Regions from separate parts of the Mus musculus genome. Here region 1 is linked to region 2. A link is a loop called in an ENCODE intact Hi-C map of the cell type or tissue named here. Cell type or tissue: heart. All regions are shown on one strand. Each heading gives the region's core, and the rest is flanking DNA. Links, peaks and the distances in the headings are about the cores only.

Evidence for each region. Peaks named below come from ENCODE experiments on the same cell type or tissue, not always from the same donor. Only the 100,000 strongest peaks of a DNase experiment are listed, where the experiment ranks them.
Region 1: a loop joins it to region 2, with 2.8 times the contacts of the local background. A loop is called at or near these places in 2 of 42 quality-filtered maps.

What each region holds. Positions count from the first base shown.
Region 1 is chr7:45,400,424-45,411,146 of GRCm38, forward strand. It overlaps Kcna7 (potassium voltage-gated channel, shaker-related subfamily, member 7), which reads left to right and starts at 5,537. Exons shown (of 2, transcript NM_010596.2): 1 at 5,537-6,592; 2 at 8,522-10,723. The coding sequence starts at 5,939. The coding sequence ends at 9,337. In heart, for the core only: CTCF peaks have their summits at 3,352 (motif pointing left) and 5,870 (motif pointing right); DNase peaks (open chromatin) are centred at 4,818 and 5,938; H3K4me3 peaks cover 2,155 bases; H3K27ac peaks cover 795 bases; H3K27me3 peaks cover 4,208 bases.
Region 2 is chr7:45,555,257-45,565,979 of GRCm38, forward strand. It overlaps Hsd17b14 (hydroxysteroid (17-beta) dehydrogenase 14), which reads left to right. Exons shown (of 9, transcript NM_025330.3): 2 at 799-837; 3 at 1,057-1,139; 4 at 2,352-2,418; 5 at 4,125-4,216; 6 at 7,659-7,763; 7 at 10,699-10,723. Among named protein-coding and RNA genes, the nearest start is that of Hsd17b14, 5.7 kb to the left of the region's middle. In heart, for the core only: a CTCF peak has its summit at 6,184 (motif pointing left); DNase peaks (open chromatin) are centred at 6,185 and 6,865; H3K4me3 peaks cover 1,471 bases; H3K27ac peaks cover 1,868 bases.

The DNA.
Region 1 (10,723 bases), core at 1,372-9,371, 150 kb before region 2:
CCAGGACAGCCAGGGATATACAAAGAAACCCTGTCTCAAACAAATAAAAAAATAAAAATTATAAAGAGCGTCTTGGTGGTGCATGTATTTAACCCTAATACACTTGAGGCACAGGCAGGCAACTCTGTGAGTTCAAGGGCAGCCTAGTCTCCATATCTAGACAGCAAATTAAATGGTGAGACCTTGTCTAAAAACAAAATAAATACAAAGTGGAAAAAAGAATTCCCTCAAGCTTCTAATGGTCCAGGAATGTTGTATTTTAATGTAATCAAATAGGTTTGAAAGACCTTGCCTCAAAACAAAAGAGAGAGGGGGCAGCAAGCAGGGTGTGGACAGGATGGGTCAGGAATAGAGCACTTGCGTACCATCCCCATGCATCTTAAAAAGCTCTTTTTTTTTTTTTTTTTTTTTTTTTTTTTGGTTTTTCGAGACAGGGTTTCTCTGTGTAGCCCTGGCTGTCCTGGAACACACTCTGTAGACCAAGCTGGCCTCGAACTCAGAAATTCGCCTGCCTCTGCCTCCTGAGTGCTGGGACTAAAGGCATGAGCTACCCCGCCTGGCAAAAAGCTCTTAATCTGGACACAGTGTCCCGCACATGGACCCCTAGAAATAACGACACTGAGGCTGTGAGAATTCAATTCCAGGCTGATCTGGGAAGATCGTTCAGCAGTTAAGAGCTCTGGCTGCTCTTCAGAAGTCCTGGGTTTGATTTCCAGAAAACACTGGGGGGGGGGGGGGGCTTACAACCATCTGTAGCACCAGTTCCAGGGGCATCAACAAGCACCAGGCATGCAAAACACCTACACACATGAAACAATACAAATAAATTTTAATTTAAAAAAATTTAAAAGAAGTTTAAATATTTTTATTTTTTTTTAAAGATTTATTTATTTATTATATGTAAGTACACTGTAGCTGTCTTCAGACACTCCAGAAGAGGGAGTCAGATCTCGTTACGGATGGTTGTGAGCCACCATGTGGTTGCTGGGATTTGAACTCCAGACCTTCGGAAGAGCAGTCGGGTGCTCTTACACACTGAGCCATCTCACCAGCCCTAAATATTTTTAAATGTAACTTACCTTCCTCTTTAATAAGCTTAACCCCTACTTCTCTCTGGAGTCACTGAGTGATTGACAGAGCTCTTGATGTAGACCGGATAAACTTGGAGAAAGGAGCTGGGTACTAGAAGGGGTTCTAGATTTCAACATGTTAAGACACCAGTTAAACTGACTGTGGAGGGCAGGCATGTAATCCTAGGACTGAGAAGATGGAGGTAGGAGGATTAAAGTTGGCCGCCAGCTTCAGCCTAGATTAACTCCAATGAGCCCCTGCTTCAGTGCACAAAACGGCTCAGTGCTTAAAGTCTCTCCACTCCACAAACATCAGCAGCTGAGTTCTGCTCCCCAGCAGCCATGAAAAAGCAGGATGTAGCAGAATTTGTCTGTAATCCTAATGTTGGCAGGAAGGGGGCGGGGGGAGAGTCAGGCAGATCCCTGGCCTCGGGCAGGAACGTGGAAAAGCCGGGCGCCTCACCTAGCTTGTGTTAATGTCGGGTGTTTGCTTTCATTTAAGCAGAGCATACTGAGGCGTGAGCATTTGTGGAACTGCATGAAGGGTGTGCAAGAGCTAAGCTTTTGGGTTTTGAGATTTACTTTGAGTGAGTTTATGTATGTGAGTGTGTGTGTGTATGTGTGTGTGCGTGTGCATATGTAAGTGTGCTCATGTGGTGTGTGTGTGTATGTGTGTGTGCATGTATGTGTAAGAATGGGTGCTGGCAGAGGTCAGAAGAGGGTGTTAAATCCCCAGGAGCTGGAGTTATAAGTGGTTGTGAATTGCCCAAAGTGGGCGCTGGGAACATAACCCTAGCCCTCGGGAAGAGCTGCAAGTGCCCTTGCCTGCCGAGCCACCTCTCCAGTCCTATTTCAGGTTTTTTTTTTGAAACAGAATCTCTCTATATAACCCAGACTGACCTCAAACCTTCAATCCTTCCACCTTCTTCCTGATAGATTATTAATATCGCTCCACTTAGCTCTTAAAGCAATTTGGGAGGAGAGAGAGGGTTGAGACAGGATTTCTCTGTGTACAGCCTTGGCTGTCCTCGGATATGCTTTGTAGGCCAGGCTGGTTTTGAACTCACAGAAATTGACCTACCTCTGTCTCTTGAATGCTGGGACATGCATACTACACCAGGCTACAATTTTTAATTTTATCTACTTACCATTTATTTTGAATACTGTAGAGGAAGCCTAAGACCTTGCAAATGCTAAACACTACTATAAATAATCATGCCACAAACCCCTCACTGGGGACCAGGTGCTTGACCATAGAGCCATATAGATATTTAGCTTCCTACTGTTCTCTTGTTAACACCATTATCTATCCAGATAACCAGGAACAGTATTTCCCAACTCAAAAGCCTTCCCTTAAGCCTTTCCTAGTCTGTTTGCCATGTGAAGCAATAGTCTAAGGTCCCAGTGGTTAGGATATGGGATATCTTGACATCTTCCACTCCCACACTGCAGACACAGAAACAGGAGCAAGGATTCCAGCTGTCTTTCTGTTCTATTGCTATCAAGAGACACCATGATCACGGCAACTCTTATACAATCAAACATGTAATTGGAGCTGGCTTACAGTGTCAGAGGTTTAGTGTGTCATCATTATGGTGGGAAGCATGGCAGTGTGAAGGCAGACATGGTGCTGCAAAGGTAGCCAAGAGTTCTACATCTGGATCCACAGGCAGCAGGGAGAGACAGTGAGCCACTAGGTCTGGCTTGAGCTTCTGAAACCACAGAACACGCACGCACACACACACACACACACACACACACAGACACACAGACACACACTGTAACACACTTCCTCCAACAAGGCCACATCTCCAGTAATGCCACCTCCTATGAATCTATGGGAGCCGTTTTCATTCAAACCTATACACCAGCCGTGCACAAGTGTAACGGGAAGGTAGAAAGGCGTATGCTGGGTAGAATAAGATCTAACTGAGAAGAAGAGCATCAGGGCAAATGGTAACATGGCTTCAATCCAAAGAAGTGTCTTAATGTCATTTTAGTCCCGTCCCCCCCCCCCCCCGCCCCAGTATATATAGAGTTCCCTAGAGTGTTTGACACACAGCACCTTCAAATGGTGGCAAGGAAAGAGTGCAGGGGTGGGGGTGGGGAGGATGAAGAGATGGCTCAGCAGTTAAGAACTTTGGCTACTGGGGTTGGAAAGATGGCTCAAAGGTTAAGAGCACTGATTACTCTTCCGGAGGCTCTGAATCCAAGTCTCAGCAGCCACGTGGTGGCTCTCATAACCACTATAATGAGATCTGGCGCCCTCTTCTGGCCTGCAGGCATAGTAAGTAAATCTCTGGGGAAAAGCAAATCAAACCAAACCATTGGCTTTTCCAGAGGATCCAGGGTTCAATCCCCAGTACCCATCTGGCAACTCACACAAGACTTAACTCCAGTTCCAGGGATCTGACACCCTCACACAGACATGCATGTAGGCAAAACACCCACCAATGCTAATTAAAAAAAAAAAAAAAAAAGACACACAGGCACAGGGAAAGAGACAGCTAAGCTCGGAGATGCAGCCTATTGTCCCGGCCGGCCATTCTTCAGGCTGAAACCAGAGGATTGCCAGTTCAAAGCCCACCTGGACTACAAAGTGAATTCAAAATCATCCTAGGCAGGACTGGAGAGATGGCTCAGAGGTTAAGAGCACTGACTGCTCTTCCAGAGGTCCTGAGTTCAATTCCCAGCAACCACATAGTGGCTCATAACCATCTGTAATAAGATCTGATGCCCTCTTCTGGTATGTCTGAAGACAGCTACAGAGTACTCATATGCAAAAAATAAATAAAATCTTTAAAAAAAAATCATCAGCCAGGCGGTGGTGGTGCACACCTTTAATCCCAGCACTCCAGAGGCAGAGGCAGGTAGATTTCTGAGTTCGAGGCCAGCCTGGTCTACAAAGTGAGCTCCAGGACAGCCAGGGCTATACAAAGAAACCTTGTCTAAAAAAAAAAAAAAAAAAAAGAAAGAAAGAAAAAAGAAAGAAAGAAAAAGAAAAAAAGAAAAAAAATCATCCTAGGCAACTTAGCAAGACTTTGTCTCAAGATAAAAATGAAGGAAAATGGTCTGGAGAAGTATCTGGACAATAGGGCACTCCTCTAGTCAGGTAGTCACTGAACGTCTTTCTATCACCTTCCACGTTATTATTTGAAGACTGGCTGGCCATTAAATCCAGGGATCATCCTGTCTGGGTCTCCATGACCAGACTTTTTTTTTTTAAAAGATTTATTTATGTATTATATGTAAGTACACTCCAGAAGAGGGAGTCAGATCTTGTTACGGATGGTTGTGAGCCACCATGTGGTTGCTGGGATTTGAACTCCGGACCTTCGGAAGAGCAGTCGGGTGCTCTTACCCACTGAGCCATCTCACCAGCCCATGACCAGACTTTTTAAAGACACGATCTCACCAGACTGGCCTACACAGAGAAACTCTTTGTCGAAAAAATAAAAAACAACAAAACGACAAGATCCCACCATGTAGCCCTGACTGGCCTGGAAATTTATGGGCAGACCAGGCTGGCCTCAAATCCACAGGTTGGCTTGCCTCTGCTTCCAGAGTATTGGGATTAAAGGCGTGTGACACTACCCATGTTCTCACAACTTACTTAGGGCGATGGGGGGCGGGGGGAGGGCAGAGGCAGGAGGATCTCAGAAGTCCCCAAAAGAAAGCTGGGAAGGGAAAGGCCAGGTTTAGCTGGGAGACCTCTTGGTGCAGGTCTCCATCCGGCCGGCAGAGGGCGCGCGAGATCCCTTTCCCCGAAAGTGACTATAACACCCTACCCCATAAGAAGGGACTATTTTTTACTTAGTGTCATTAGACACCGGTGGCTGGAAGGCCATCTTCTGTCTGTCCTTCGGCTCCCGACAGTGACCCTACGCATCTTCCAGGCCGACTCTAGACCCTTCCAGGCAAGTCCCGCCTCCTTTGGCGCCATTCTTGGCTTCAGCCCAGGTTTTATTAATCTCAAAACACCTACATAAAGTCTAAATTCAAACTCCGGGACTCTCAGTGGCCAAGGATCCGGCGCACATGGGCAACAGTTTACAGTTGCAAAAGAGGCTCCAAGAACTCCTCAAGCACCAGGGCCGCTGCGGAGCTCCTTAGGCATGGTAATTAGAGACACAAAGGAATAAACACGTGAGGCCAGACACACAAAACGATGTTCATTCATTGAAAGGTACTAGGAGAGAAAGAAAGCCAGCAACAAATCCAGATGTGGTGGTACACATCTGTCATCCCAGCAATCGGGAGGCAGAAGCAAGAGTACTGCAATACTGAGCCAGTCTGACATACATACCCAAACCCAGTGTCTGGAAAAAAATAATAAAAGGCAGAGAGATACAGAGGCTCCCAGCAGAGAGCAAGATGTGGACAACTGGTTAAGGGGATACACCCCCCACCCTCCAGGAGGATGGACAAGAGACAGAAAGACTGGAAATGGAAAAGGGAAACTGATGCTGCAGATAGTCTCGGGTGGCTCATGACTGTCACCCGGGCAATCCGAAGGATGAGGCAGAGGATTGCCACAAGTTCGCGGTCAGCTTAAATGACAGGCTGAGGAGACTGTCTAAATAACAAACAAACAAATAAATAGCCATGATGCCATACGCCTGCAATCCCAGCATTTGGGAGGTGGAGGCAGGAGGATCATAAATTCAAGGTCAGTTCAGCTACATAAGACCTCGGGTCATGAATCCAAAAGCCAAACAAATAAAATAGATGACTACAAGGGAAAGCTCAAGAGATCCACGGAAAAGCGCCGGGTGGCAGTGTTTCCACAGGTGTGGGAACGGCAGAGGGCGCCCCTAGCCCCGCGGGGGTAACACCGCCCCCTCCCCCGCGCCCTGGCCGGACTTTCCATGCTATTTTTACCCGCCGACACCGGACACCCGACTGGGGTGGCTGCGGCGTCGGGGCCACACGTCCGTTCACCGGTCGCCCGGGCTGTGCGCGCCATGGAGCCACGGTGCCCGCCGCCCTGCGGCTGCTGCGAGCGGCTGGTGCTCAACGTGGCCGGGTTGCGCTTCGAGACCCGCGCGCGCACGCTCGGCCGCTTCCCGGACACGCTGCTGGGGGACCCGGTGCGCCGCAGCCGCTTCTACGACGGCGCGCGCCGCGAGTATTTCTTCGACCGACACCGGCCCAGCTTCGATGCGGTGCTCTACTACTACCAGTCGGGCGGCCGGCTGAGACGGCCGGCGCACGTGCCCCTCGACGTCTTCCTGGAGGAGGTGTCCTTCTACGGGCTGGGCGCGGCGGCGCTGGCGCGGCTGCGGGAGGACGAGGGCTGCGCGGTGCCGCCCGAGCGGCCGCTGCCCCGCCGCGCCTTTGCGCGTCAGCTCTGGCTGCTCTTCGAATTTCCTGAGAGCTCGCAGGCTGCGCGCGTGCTCGCCGTGGTCTCCGTACTCGTCATCCTGGTCTCCATCGTGGTCTTTTGCCTCGAGACACTGCCAGACTTCCGCGACGACCGCGATGACCCGGGGCTCGCGCCCGTAGCCGCTGCTACTGGCCCGGTGAGGGGCGGGGATTTGGGGAGGTCCAGGGCGGGGCCTGGGAAGACCTGGCCAGTCAGAAGGTGTGGCAAGGGGCAGGAGGATGGAAGCCCTTTAAAAACAAAAACAAAAACAAAAACAAAACAAAAAAAAAAAAAAAACAAAGATGTAAGCTGGGTATGGTTCTTCATACGAGAATCCTAGCAAGGAGACAGAACGATTGCCACGGGTTGAAAGCCAGTGTGGGTTACTGTATGAGAGAGTCTGCCTGGAAACAGACAGTGAGTGAGGATCTCCCTCAGAGGTAGACAACCTGCCCAGAGTTTCCTGGTGAGGGACTGGTGCCGGGCTCAGTGGTAGACCATCTGCATTGCACTGCACAAAGTGACTTGGGGGTTATGTGGCGCAGTGGTAGAACTCCCCTACCACCCTACATTGAGGGACCTGGAGAGATGGCTAAGCGATAAAGAGACTGCTCTCCCAGAGGACCTAGGTTCAATTCCCGGCACCCACATGACGGCTCCCAACCATCTGTATCTAACTCCAGTTCCAGGGAATCCGATGCCCTTTTCTGAACACCAAGGCACATACACGTGCACAGATATATATGCAGGCAAACCATTCGTCCACATAAAATAAATAATTTTAAGAAAGAAGATGATGAATCCCCCAGGGAGGGGTGTGGCTCAGTGACAGAGCTCCTGCCTAAAATCCCTCAGTGTGGGGCTTGGGGCATGGAACAATAGAGAGCAACTTGCCACGCATATGCAAGACCCTGGAGTTCATCCCTAGCCATGCAAAATGAACATGTGAGGCCAAAGACACAGACAGACTGCAGTGTCCGTGCACCTGGCAGAGAAATAGGAAAGACGGATGGTCAGGCAGGGCTGACCGCCAGGAAACTGGAACACAGTAGGCTGAGGTTTAGGACTGAGAGCAGAGGTAGCAACAGGAATTTGCACAGAGTCAGGCCAGGGCATGGAGCTGAGGACCCTACAGCAAACATTTAACCATTCGGAACCATTATCTGCTGTCTGGGCTGGGCTGAAGGCAACAGGAACGAGGAGGCACGAGGAAGGCAGAACAGGAGCAGGACCCTTCCCTTGGAGATCCAACATTGGGCAGGCAGGGTAAGATACTGAAAGGAAAGAGATTCTCCCGGATCAGCCATGAGATCATGAGCTCCCCGCAGCGAAACAGCGGGACTGTATTTGGTTACATCTTTTTTTAAGTATACACATGTGAAAAGACTATGTAGCCCAGGGTGACCCAGAACTTGCTATGTAGACTGCTATATAGACCAAGATTGGACTTAAACTCACAGAGATCCAACTGTTTCTGCCTTCTGAGTGCTGGGGTTTGAACAACAATTGACCGTATTTTAATCTTTGATGTACAGTCTTTGATGGCACAATCCAAGGCATTAGGCAAACGCTCTACCACTGGGTGATGCTAGACAAGAGCACTAGCACTGAACCACACCGCTATACCTCCGTGGGGAGGGGGAGTGTCTGGTTAGGAACGGCTATCCCTGAGTCACACCCTGAGCCCCCCTCTCTGCACTTTCAGAACAGGGCTCCACCGTTGAACCACACCCTGAGCCCCTCACAGAGAGAGGGGTTCTAGGCAGGACCTGTGCCAGTGAACCCCATCCCTTACTTTCTTTTCACTTTGTATTTGAGACAGTCTCATTAGTTGTCAGACCTGTCCTGCCTCACGCTCCTGAGGGTGGAATGACAGGCTCATGTCACTAGGCCCAGGAGACACCACCTTTCCTGCCCCTAGGTCTGAAGAACAGACATTCAGCTATCCAAAGGCAGTCGCTGGGGTCTTGAGTTGTGTAGAGCAGTGAAGTCACCCCTCAGGAACACTGACACTGCTATTTTCACATTGAAACAGTGACTAGAGGTTTTGGCCTGGCTCCCTGACCCCTTTCTGTCCCTTCTGCAGTTCCTCGCCCGACTGAATGGCTCCAGTCCCATGCCAGGAGCCCCTCCCCGACAGCCCTTCAACGATCCATTCTTTGTGGTGGAGACCCTGTGTATCTGCTGGTTCTCCTTTGAGCTGCTGGTGCGTCTGGTGGCCTGCCCTAGCAAAGCTGTGTTCTTCAAGAATGTGATGAACCTAATTGACTTCGTGGCCATCCTGCCTTACTTCGTGGCCCTGGGCACGGAGTTAGCCCGGCAGCGGGGTGTGGGCCAGCCGGCTATGTCCCTGGCCATCCTAAGGGTCATCCGATTGGTGCGTGTCTTCCGCATCTTCAAGCTCTCCAGGCATTCGAAGGGTCTACAGATCTTGGGTCAGACACTGCGGGCTTCCATGCGTGAGCTAGGTCTCCTCATCTTCTTCCTCTTCATTGGCGTGGTCCTCTTTTCCAGCGCAGTCTACTTTGCTGAAGTGGACCGGGTGGACACCCATTTCACCAGCATCCCGGAGTCCTTTTGGTGGGCAGTGGTCACCATGACCACGGTTGGCTATGGGGACATGGCACCCGTCACCGTGGGTGGCAAGATCGTGGGCTCTCTGTGTGCCATTGCAGGTGTGCTCACCATCTCTCTGCCTGTGCCTGTCATTGTCTCTAACTTTAGCTACTTTTACCACCGGGAGACAGAGGGCGAAGAGGCAGGGATGTACAGCCATGTGGACACACAGCCCTGCGGTACCCTGGAGGGCAAGGCTAATGGGGGGCTGGTGGACTCTGAGGTGCCTGAACTCCTCCCACCACTCTGGCCCCCTGCAGGGAAACACATGGTGACTGAGGTGTGAGGGTCAACTGGGGTCTCCAGGGAGCAGTGGGGTGGGAGGGAGGAGGGAAGGCAGGGTCAGGTGCTGGGTTAAGGACTAAGATGGTAACAAAAGGGTACAGATTCTTAATCTGAAGGCATGTCACATGGTGGCTCCTAGGGGGACCTTATGTGACAGGAATTGCCAGGATTTGGGTTGTGTCCAGGGCTCCCCCCATTGATTGCGCAATGTGGTAGAGCTGTGCAAATGTCCAGGGGCTCTATGGGTAGCACTGTAAGAGACTTGGCCATAGATTGTGAGTTTCCTAGGTGTTCGTGGGGTCCCACTGGGGGCAAGTGTGGTCCCGTTAACACTTGATAGGTACTAATAGAACTTTGGGTCCTCTAGGGCCAAGTCGGCTCCTGTAGGTCTCTGGAGCACTGTTAAAGAGTGTGAGCTTGTGGCTACATGGTCACACACAGAGGTTATGTGGTGATACATAGCAGATTGTGTGGATTCATGTTTCTTCTAGGACTCAAGTTATTTTAGATTCTGTGAGCTCTGGAGTCATGCAGACAGGATGTGATCACTCTGGGTCCTGATGGAAAAAGGGTTAGGGTATAAAAGATAGACAGAGGCAGAGACTCAGATAAAGGGACAGAGACACCCCCACACACACACACAACACACAATTCTCTGTGTTGTGCAGGGTTATAGGACTGGAATCATTTTAGGGCCATGCAAAGCTGAGATGTGTGACCCCATGTGTCTCCGAACAGTTGAGTCTGATGACTTCTACGGTCTCATGGGACTTGTGTTACTGTGAGTCCTGTGGAACTTTTGGTTGAATTTGACTGTATGTGAGGGCCATTTTAAACAGTAGATCAGGGTCACAGCACAGATAAAACTAACTACAAGGGAGCAAGCATGGGCACGTGGATGTGTGTGGCCCGTTGAACAAGTTTACTCAGGGTTATGCATTGTAGAGCTGGTAGTGTCTGTATCTCTGGGTCCCCCTGCCCGAAGCACCTAGAAAGACGATGGGAACTAGTAACCTGCCTGTCTTGCTCATGTGGGACCCATATTTCTATGTTGTCCCATGCTGTAGTACAAAGATTCAGAGGCTGGTTGGAGCCACAAGGAAAGAAAACACAGTAGGGCAAGAGTAGGTACTTGGGAAAAGATGTGGCAGGGGACAGAGATCTAGAAGAAAGAAAGATGGAGAGAAGGAGCAGGAGGAGCAGGGGAGGGGGAAAGAGGGAAGGGAAGGAGGGAGAGACAGAGCAGGTAAAGAGGAAGAGATGTGGGGGGGGGGGGGAGAAGGACCTGGAGCCCAAGGGTCATCCTCTCTATTCTCTGAGTCATAACAGACTCTAAGCCATGGCGTCAGCATCCCTTAGAGCCAAGGAAGGTCACCACACTCCTGGA
Region 2 (10,723 bases), core at 1,378-9,377:
GGAACTGGAGTTACAAACAGTTGTGAGCTGCCATATGGGCACTGGGAAATGAACCTGGGTCCTTTGGAATAGCAGCCAGTGCTCTTAACTGCTGAGCCATCTCTCCAGTCCCTCAGTCCATTTGGATTGTTGGGTCTTTGCTGATAGGTTGGTCATTAAAAACTCTTCCTTGGGCTGGAGAGATGGCTCAGCGGTTAAGAGCACTGACTGCTCTTCTGAAGGTCCTGAGTTCAATTCCCGGCAACCACATGATGGCTCACAACCATCTGTAATGAGATCTGGCATTTCTGGAGTGTCTGAAGACAGCTACAGTGTACTTACATATAATAAATAAATAAATCTTAAAAAAAAAAAAAAGTTCTTCCACTGGCCTGGCAGTGGTGGCATATACCTTTAATCCCAGCACTTGGGAGGCAGAGGCAGGCGAATCTCTTGAATTTTAGGCCAGCCTGATCTACAGAGTGAGCTCAGAACAGCCAGGACCATACAGAGCAACTCTGTCTCAAAAATATAAAAATAAAAAAAAAAATCTTCCCTGGATCGGTTCCTAGCTGCAAATGATAGCTTTGAGAGTATTATTGCCTATCGGTTTGGGATTTTTCTAGAATCCAGGATGGGGGCCAACAGCAGCTTAATGAAAAAGGTTATTTGTTGCAAGATTCTGCTCTTGTAAGAGGACTGAAGCCAGTCACAAGAGCCGCTGGAGTGGCAGGTGCTCTGGGTGGTGGCCAGCAGAGGGCACCAGAGATGGTGAGGAAAGTCTGCAGGGCTTGTAACCTTGTTCTCTTCTTTTGGCAGTGGACAGTGGGGCTCAAGTGGTTTTCTGTGACAAGGATGGTGAGTGATTCAGTGTTCGATTCTCCCTTGCCTCCTCCATCGAAAGGGATCCGCGCCTAGCTCTCCTCCCTTGAACCCAGCTCTGCTTCCTCGGACCCAGGAATTCAAGTCCTGGCTTTCTTCCCTCCCATCCAGGGCTCTTCCCTAGCCCTCTACCCTCAGACTCTGGTGTCCAAGCCTCAGCTCTCCTTCCTCAGACCCAAAATCTTTCTCCTGCAGAGGCTGGGGGCCGGGCTCTGGAGCAGGAACTCTCGGGCACTGTTTTTATCCCCGGTGACGTGACACAGGAAAGAGATTTGCAGGTGAGTGTTTTCTGTCCCACACCTGGTCTCCAGTCCCTCTTTCCAGCTACCCATGCCCAGGACAGCTCAGTCCCTCTGCCCTGCTCTCCCTCCCATCTTTAGGAATGAACAAAACACTTGCTTCCTGTATCAAATTTCTGACTTCCCTGCACTCAGAATCTGTTATGTGCCTCCAGGTTTAGCCCCAGTCTGGGCCTCTGTCTCTCTGTCTGTGTATCTCAGCTCCCCACCACCCTCAGGGTCTGTAGACCCTCCTTCTGAGGCTCTGCCTTATACACACACCCCTCTCCAAAGTTTTCTAAGGTGGTGTGCTGATAAGTGTTATATCAACTCTACCCAAGCTACAGTCATTTGGGAAGAGGAAATCTCACTAGAAAATGGCCCCACCAAATTGGCATGTGGGCAAACCTGCTGTTCATTTTCTTTTTTCTTTTTTCCCAAGATAGGGTTTCTCTGTGTAGCCCTGGCTGTCCTGGAACTCATTCTGTAGATCAGGCTGGCCTTGAACTCAGAAATCCGCCTGCCTCTGCCTCCCAAGTGCTGGGATTAAAGGCATGTGCCACCACTGCCCTGCTCAATTTCTTTTTCTTTTTTTTTCTTTTTTTTCGAGACAGGGTTTCTCTGTATAGCCCTGGCTGTCCTGGAACTCACTTTGTAGACCAGGCTGGCCTCAAACTCAGAAATCTGCCTGCCTCTGCCTCCCAAGTGCTGAGATTAAAGGCGCTCATTTTCTTAATTAGTGGTTGGTGTGGGAGTTTCCCTAGCTCCCTGGGGGGTTGTGACATCGCTGGGCAGGTGGTCCTGGAGGCCTGGAGAGTATAAGGAAAGGGGCTGAACGAGCCAAGGGAGCAAGCCAGTGAGCCTCTGCTTCAGTCCTTGCCTTGAGTTTCTGTCTTGAGCCCTCTGTCACTGGCTTCCCTCAGTGACAGAGTGTGACCTGGGAGCTGTAGGCAGACATAAATCCTCTCCTCTCCAGGTCACTTTTGGCCATGGTGTTTATCACAGTGATAGAAACACTAGCTGTGACAAACGGCAACTGCACTATGTCCCTTAGTTCTTTTAGTCTGGGTCCTCAGCTTCCTGCATCCTCCCCTCTCCCCCTCGCTCCACCTTGTCTTCCTCAGCTGAGCCCATCCTTGCCTTGGGCCTACTGGCTTTTCCAAGACTACTGTCACCTCTCAGCTCATCACCTGCTCTTTCTTCTCTCCTCAGACTCTGGTTTCTGAGACCCTCTCTCGATTTGGTCACCTGGATTGTGTGGTGAATAACGCTGGCTACCGTAAGTTGTATGGCTTGGGGGCTAGGGTCCCTGCATCTACTTATACCCTGACCCCATTCCTTCCTCTTTGTTTGTTTGTTTGTTTTCGAGACAGGGTTTCTCTGTATAGCCCTGGCTGTCCTGGAACTCACTCTGTAGACCAGGCTGGTTTCTCTGTGTAGCCCTGGCTGTCCTGGAACTCACTCTGTAGACCAGGCTGGCCTCGAACTCAGAAATCTGCCTGCCTCTGCCTCCCTCCCGAGTGCTGGGATTAAAGGCGTGCGCCACCACACCCGGCCATTCCTTCCTCTTAAAAATCATTGCATCTATTTATCTATCTATCTATCTATCTATCTATCTATCTATCTATCTATCTATCTATCTATCTATCTATCTGCATTGTGCAAGTGTGTGTATTCACAATCAAGCATACACTCATGCATAGTACTTGTGTGGTGTTCAGTGCAACTTGAGGAATTCGGTTCTCTCTTCCCGCCATGTGGGGTGGAGCTCGGGTCATCAGGCTTGGCAGTAAGTAAGAGCACAGCTGAACCATCTCAGCAGTCCCTCCTCTGAACCTCAGTTTACCCCTCCCCAGGCACAGCCCTCTCCCTCCTGTTGTGTGTGTGTGTGTGTACTTGCATGTATGTCTGATCACCCCTTGCATGTCTGGTGCCTTCAGAGAGCAGAAGAAGGAGTTGGATCCCCTGGAACTGGAGTTACGGACAGTTCTGAGCTACCACGTGGGTGCTGGGAATTGAACCTAGTTCTCTGGAAAAGCAGCCGGTGCGGTGCGGTGCGGTGCGGTGCGGTGCGGTGCGGTGCGGTGCAGTGCGGTGCTCATAACCGCAAGCCGTCTCTCCAGCCTTCCTTAACACAGAGCTCACCCTCAGTCCTTGCTTTTTCTGCTGTGCGCTCAGGCTGTGCTCTCCACATCTCCGTGCCTCAGTTTCCATCTCTGATATGAGAACCATTCCCCTTTCTGTTGGGGATGCTGTAGTCAGTCCATAAAGGAGGTCAAACTGTCCCTTAGGATGTTCCCAGAGCCTGGGCAGTGCCTGCCTTGCTGAAGGCTGATGGCCCCAGGGCCTTGATGGTGAAAAGGACAACCCAGGTGCACTTTACCAGACTCTGTGGTGTGGCACTCTGGGAAATCTTCATCAGCCCAACAGCTGTACTATAGAACAGCCAGTCCCCATGGCAACGAAGGCTCAGGGAACACCTAGGGCCCTCTTGAATTCCCTCCAAAGATGGATGTGAAGAGGACAGTCCCTTGGCCACTGGGCTCCCATCTTAGCTGCTTCACATCACAATAAAGACTCAGAGTTGCCAGAAGCTCACCCTTAACTTACCCTTGTCCTCCTTTCCTTAGGCTGATGTTTATTCAACACCCGCAACGAACCACATTCCGTTATGGGGAGTGGTGTCTAAGCAGGGAAATTCACCTTCCACAGTGAGGAGAACAGATACTGGCTGGGGGGCTGGGGAGCTGGGGCCTGGCTCAACGGTAGAGCACCTACCCACAATTCCCCTTGAGTCCTAGAATGAATGACAGGCACGGGCCAGAATGCCCTGTTCTGCAGAGGCTGTGCAGCCTCCTCCCTTGGCTTTCTCCCTTGCCTTTGCCCTCCTTCCTCTAACCCCATCGTCCCTGCCCTCCCTCCCTCCCTCCCTCCCTCCCTCCCTCCCACCTTCCTGTCCTGGCCTCATCCTCTCCTTCCCTTTAGACCCACCTGCACAGCTGCCCGAGGAGACCTCTGCCCAGGGCTTCCGTCAGCTTCTGGAGGTGAACCTGCTGGGGACATACACCTTGATCAAGGTGAGACAGGCACAGCTGCAGTAGCTGTGTGCCCTTCAGTCCACCACACGCACATTGCTTTGTGCCCCTGGCTTCCTGTCTTTATTATAATACAGCCGTTTTCAGTCAGTGGGTTGTAACCCCTTTGGAACTAAAGATCCTTTTACAAGGGGTTGCCTAAGACCTCCAGAAAACAGATATTTACATTAAGATTCATAAGTGCAGTTGTAAAGTAGCAAGAAAGATAAGAGCCAGGCGTGGTGGCACATGCCTTTAATTCCAACACTCCGGAGGCAGAGGCCGGCAGATTTCTGAGTTCGAGGCCAGCCTGGTCTACAAAGTGGTGCCAGGACAGACAGGGCTACACAGAGAAACCCTGTCTCAAAAAAAAAAAAGAAAAAGAAAGAAAGAAAAGAAAGATAAGTTTATGGTTTTATGGTTGGGGGGGTCACTACAACATAAGGGGTGCAGCATCAGGAAGGTTGAGAATCAGGGTCTCGAAAGACACCGACCATCCTAGGTATGAGACAGACACAGTCCTCGTCCATCTGGGAAGCTACAGCCTCCTCACTATCTCCCAGAGCTTTCTAGGTTTGCTTTTGGGTAACAAAGAAGATGGTAAGAATCCAAAGATGAACCAGGCTGTGATGGGCTGGAGCAAGTGGGACTGGAGAGAGCAGGGCTGGAGAGAGAAGAAAAAGTGTCTGAAGACAGCTACAGTGTACTTACATATAATACATAAATAAAATTAAAAAAAAAAAAAAGCTCCTAGCGCTTAGAAGGCAGAGGCAGGCAGATCTCTGGGTCTCAGGCCAGCCTGGTCTACAGAGAACGTTTCAGGACAGCCAGGGCTACATAGAGAAACCCTGAGTTGAAAACAAAGAGAAAGGAAGGAAGGAAGAACCGGAAGGCGGGGCTGGGGCTCAGCTGGCAGAAGGTTTGCTCAGCAGCTTGTCGCTCTAGCTTGGATTTCCAGCGCCATGCCTGACGGTGCAACCTATGATCCCAGGAGATGGAGGAGGTGGAGGGGTCAGGAGTTCAAGGTCAATCTTGGCTACGGATTGAGGAAGGAAAAGAAGAAGGCAGGTTGTCTGTGGCCTAGGAGAGTCAGTAAGAATATTGGCTGCTGCTGATAGGCAGAGAGGGGTGGGTGGAGATGGTGTTACTGTGTCTAAAGGATCCAGTTTTTGTTTCAGGAGCGATAGGGAGCCATGGAAGGTGGATGAGCAAGAAAGTGATGGGAACTTCCTAATCATGTTCTAGAATGTTCCATGCCACACGCACTGACCAGCCCCAGCAGAATGGAAATCTCTCCCTCTGTCTTGTTTCTGTGGGCAACAGGCGTTGGTCTGTAGAGTGAGTTCCGGGACAGCCAGGGCTACATAGTGAGACTCTGTCTCCAAAACGCCACAAAAGAGAGGGATGTGTATAGGAGATATTTGGGACAGGAAGGGTTGTACTGTGTCCCTAGCATGCGGGAGGTGCTTAACAAAGGGCGCTGGGGAGTTCCCCTCAGCAGACTGGTCCGGTGAATGCCCTGGGGGAGGGGACACAGAGTTCTTCCACGTGCCTGTTTTCACCCTCAGAAAGTCAGCAAAGTAGATGCTCATGAGTGGGGATCAAGAGGTCCCCAGAGTCCCTGAGGTGGCTTTAGAAGTTGCTGGTTGGAATGGCCCAAGTGTCCCCTACCTGACTGGAAGCTTATTCAGTTGGTCGAAGAGCAGGCTCTGCATGCTTGAGTTTGGATCCCAGCATCTGTGCTTGTAATCTTAACCCTCGCTGGAGAAGCAGAGACTGGTGGGTCCCCAGAGCTCACTCGCCAACCCGCCTGCCAGAATTGATGAGCTTCAGATTCAGTGAAAGACCTTATCTTAAAACGGTAGACAGGCTTTGGGGAGACGGCTCACCTGTTAAGAGCATTGGACGCTTCAGGAGAACCTGGGGTCTAGTCCCAGAACTCTCCGTTTTTGAGGATCTGATGCCCTCTTCTGGCCTGCACAGGCACTGCACACATGTGGTTCCCAGACATACATGCAGGGAAAACACCCATGCATATAAACTAAAATAAAGATGTGAGTCGCTTGCATCCCACGCGCAACACAAACATTTGGGAGAACCTGGTTCGGGTTAGAGTAAACTGGAATAAGATAGAAGCTGGGTTAGGTGGTGAAAGCAGGGGCCCTCTGCAGCTGCCTAGAGTCACATCGGGAGATTGTCAGCCAGGGACATACCCAGGAAAGAGTCAGGGGAGTGGGACAAATATTAATTGAATAATAGCTCTGGACCTGGTTCAGGGAAGAGAGTAGGCAAGGGGCCTATCAGAGACTGCCATTACGGAAGGTGGAGAGGGTGTAAAGCTGACTGGCATAAGGGAGAGGGTGGGCGGGTGGTTCCAGAGTGTAAGGAAGAATGTGTGTGAGGTGCGAGAGGGACCTTCCCCTGAGGAGAGCAGAGAACCCCCATCGCAGAGCTGGGTTCAGACACTTCAGAGTCCTCTGAACGTCTCCTGTGTTTATGGCTTTTGACTTCCTGAGATCCAGCCGCACTTACTGTCTGTCGCTGGTCCCTTTAAGAGGAGAAGAGGGGCCCCAGTGGGCAGGGCTCCCTGTACTGGAGATGTTCTCACTATTGCAATATCAGTTACAGGACCAGAGGGCATGTGACTACCATGACAGTCCCCAGGGATCTCTTATTCCAAGGCAAACTGAGGAGAGTGTGTGGCCTGTGTGGCTTTCTCTGCAGGGAGTGGTCCAGGCAAGAGGCTCTGAAGTTGCAGTGTTGAAGATGGCACGGAGGAAGGGGGGAAGGGTGGATTTGGGGGGTGAACCACAGTAGGGATCCTCTTAGGTTCCTGTTCCAGGAGCCTCCTGAGGACCTACTCAGTGCTCAGTCATGTGTCCTGGGAACAGCGCCAGTGCCCACAGCAGTGGAGAACAGACTGGGCGTAGGGAAGTCATACAGGGAGGGGGCTCCAGAGAGCTGCAGGAGGTGGCAGGAAGCGGGACACATCCTGAGGCTTTCCCTGCATCATGCAAGGCATGATCACAGAGTTCTTTGTACAGCCCAGACACACCATCTCTCTCCCCCGAGTAAAACACTTCCTCCTAGTTGGGCTGAAGAGGCAGGGTTCTGTATGGTGTCTAGGTTTTCCTAGCTTGATGAGGACTGGAGATGGAATAGCAGATGAAGGGAGATAAAAGTCACAGAGACAGACAGACAGACAGACAGACAGACAGACAGACAGACAGACAGACACACACACACACACACACACACACACACACACACACACACACAGATCCCTTGATCCCTTGCAGAGGTGCTCAGACATACCATAGATGTGCCCCTATGCCTGTGCTCATTGAGATCCACTCACTAGACAGTGGTCACAGTCCCACACTTGAGGATGTTGGTGGCTGTTCTCCAGGACCAGTTGCAAATGACTGATCTATCCTCCCCATAGCTTGCCCTCCCCCACCTGCGGAAGAGCAGAGGGAACATCATCAACATCTCCAGCTTGGTCGGGGCCATCGGCCAGTCCCAGGCCCTTACCTACGTGGCCACCAAGGTAGGCCAGCCCCTCTTCTCTCCTGTCCTCTTGTAAGGGTTACAGCTCTGAGGGGAAAGGTAACCCTGCAGTTGATGTAGGGTAACAGCTTGGATGGTAAGCTATCCTGATGGTCAGGATCCTCCCTCTGCTCTGGTGAGAAGCAGGAGAGAACTGGGCAGAAGATGGGGTTTATGTAGAATTTCTTGCGGGAGATTTTCCGGGGTGGGGATTGGTGCGATTTCAAGTTGAGAGTTCGTTTCTACTCTGTAGGGATGGGGCTGGGCTAGATCCCACTGTTTAGGGCAGTTAGACTGTCCTTTGGGTGGGGCCTGGCATTTGGGGGACCTCAGGAGAGATGTGACCACTCACCTGCCTGTCTTGCCTGTAGGGGCTTACACCTTTCCTAGCTATTTGGGTTTCAGCTTTCAGCTTTGAGCCTACAATCCACCTCCTCTTTCTTTCTTTCTTTCTTTCTTTCTTTCTTTCTTTCTTTCTTTCTTTCTTTCTTTCTTTCTTTCTTGAACTCACTTTGTAGACCAGGCTGGCCTCAAACTCAGAAATCTACCTGCCTCTGCCTCCCATGTGCTGGGATTAAAGGCATGAGCCACCACTGCCCGGCTTATTTTTTAAAATAATTTATATTCTCTCTGTCTCTGTCTCTCTCTGTGTCTCTGTCTCTCTTTCTCTCTCTGTCTCTCTCTCTCTGTCTATCTCTATCTCTCTGTCTCTCTCTCTCTGTCTGTCTCTGTCTCTTTCTGTCTCTCTCTTTCTCTTTCTCTCTCTGTGTGTGTGTGTGTGTGTGTGTGTGGGTGTGGGTGTGGGTGTGGGTGGTAGTGGTCATAGAACAACTTGCAGGAGTCAGCTCTCCGCTACCACGTGGGTCTCAGGAACAGAATCAGGAACCTGGGCTTGGCAGCAAACACCCTTCCTTATCCTCACCAGTCAGATTGTATTTATTTTATTTATTTTATTTAATAATCTTTGAGACAGAGTGTCTCTGTATAGCCCTGGCTGTCCTGAAACTGTACAGCAGGCAGGCATTGAACTCAGAGTGCAGTAAAGTCATTAAAAACATACTTATTTATGTTTATTTTGAATATATGAGTGTTTTGCCTGCATGTGTGTATGGGGGCCTTTCTGGTTCATGCTGAGTTCAGAAGAGGGAATCTAACTCCCTGGACCTGGGCCATCCGGTGGTGCCGGGAATGGAACCTGCTTCCCTTGGAAGAGCAGTCAGAGCCGGGCAGTGGTGGCACAAGCCTTTAATGCCAGCACTTGGGAGGCAGAGGCAGGCAGATTTCAAAGTGAGTTACAAGACAGCCAGGGCTACACAGAGAAACCCTGTCTCGAAAAAACCAAAAAAAAAAAAAAAAAAAAAAAAAAAAAAGAGCATCAGTGCTCTTAACTGCTGAGCCATCTCTCCAGCACTGATTTTTTTTTTTTTTTACATTTTTTTTTGTGCTTTTTTTTTTTTTTGATATTTTCTTTATTTACATTTCAAATGTTATCCCCTTTCCCTGTTTTCCTCCTGGAAACTCCCTATCCCATGCTCCCTCTCCCTGCTTCTATGAGGTGTCCCTTCACCCACCCACCACTCCCATCTCCCTGCCCTTGATTCCCCTACACACTGGGGCGTCTATCGAACCTTTATAGGTCCAAGGACCTCTTCTTCCATTGATGCATGGCATGGTCATCCTCTGCTACATATGCAGCTAGAGCCATGTGTACTCCTTGGTTGATGGCTCAGTCCCTAGGAGCTCTGGGGGGTCTGGTTGGTTGATGTTGTTCTTCCTATGGGGTTGCAAACCCTTTCAACTCCTTTGTAGCCGCCAGCAGCCACAGGTTCCTGGGTTCCTGCAAGGAAAGATGTGGTTGGATGGGAAAGGCGGTGAGAGAAATAACAAGCCAAGACAAAGTTCTCTGATCAAAGCCTAATGTTTACTTATGAGTCTGAGCTTATGGGTGTGGGGGACCCATCCCCCACCATTCCAGGATCTGCTCAGGAAAACAGGTTCAGCCTCTCAGCAGGTAGTGCCATCTTGGAGGAAGAAGCAGATGTGGTAGGACAATAGACTTTACCTAGGTCAGAAGACTCCACCCTAAGTAAGCTAGCTACTGTGGCAAACTAGGTTTGCCACTGTTGACTGCTCAAGGCTGGGGGGAGGGCACACTCCTTCAGTCCCATTACAGATAGATGGTTGTGAGCCACCATCTTGCTGGGAATTGAACTCAGGACCTCTGGAAGAACAGTCAGTGTGCTTAACCGCTGAGCCACCTCTCCAGCCCTCTAACTCTCTTTATTATATTTTCATTTATTTAATATTTGTTTGTCTCTGTGTATCTCTTTATGTAGTTTTTTTTTTTTTTTTTTTTTTTGGGTTTTTTGAGACAGGGTTTCTCTGTGTAGCCCTGGCTGTCCTGGAACTCACTTTGTAGACCAGGCTGGCCTCGAACTGCCTGCCTCTGCCTCTGCCTCCTGAGTGCTGGGATTAAAGGCATGCGCCACCATGCCCGGCTTCTTTATGTAGTTCTGAGAACAGCTTAGTGGCATTAGCTTTCTCCCTCCACCTTGTGGATCCTGGGGATTAGACTCAGGCTGTCCGGGTTGGCAGCAGGTGACTTTAATGCTGAGCCATCTTGCCAGGCCCTTCTAGAGTTCATTTGAGCCAGCATCTTGGCTTAGCTAGGTTAGCACTGAGTTCATGGCAGTCCACCTATCTTAGCTCCCAAGTCTGGGATGTCCCAAGAGTGTCTCAGGCCGTATTCATCATGTAGTCTTGAATTCTGGCAATCGGTAACAAACTGACCTGCGCAGAGCCGGAGCACGGGGAGTATCTTCAGGATGGGTCAGGCTAATCCCGCTGATGCTTCAGCATGCTGTTCGCTGCCTAGAAGAGGATGAGAGGGGCTCTGTCCTCAGAGACTAAACTCTCTCTGGTCTCTGCCTCCGCAGGGTGCAGTGACTGCCATGACCAAAG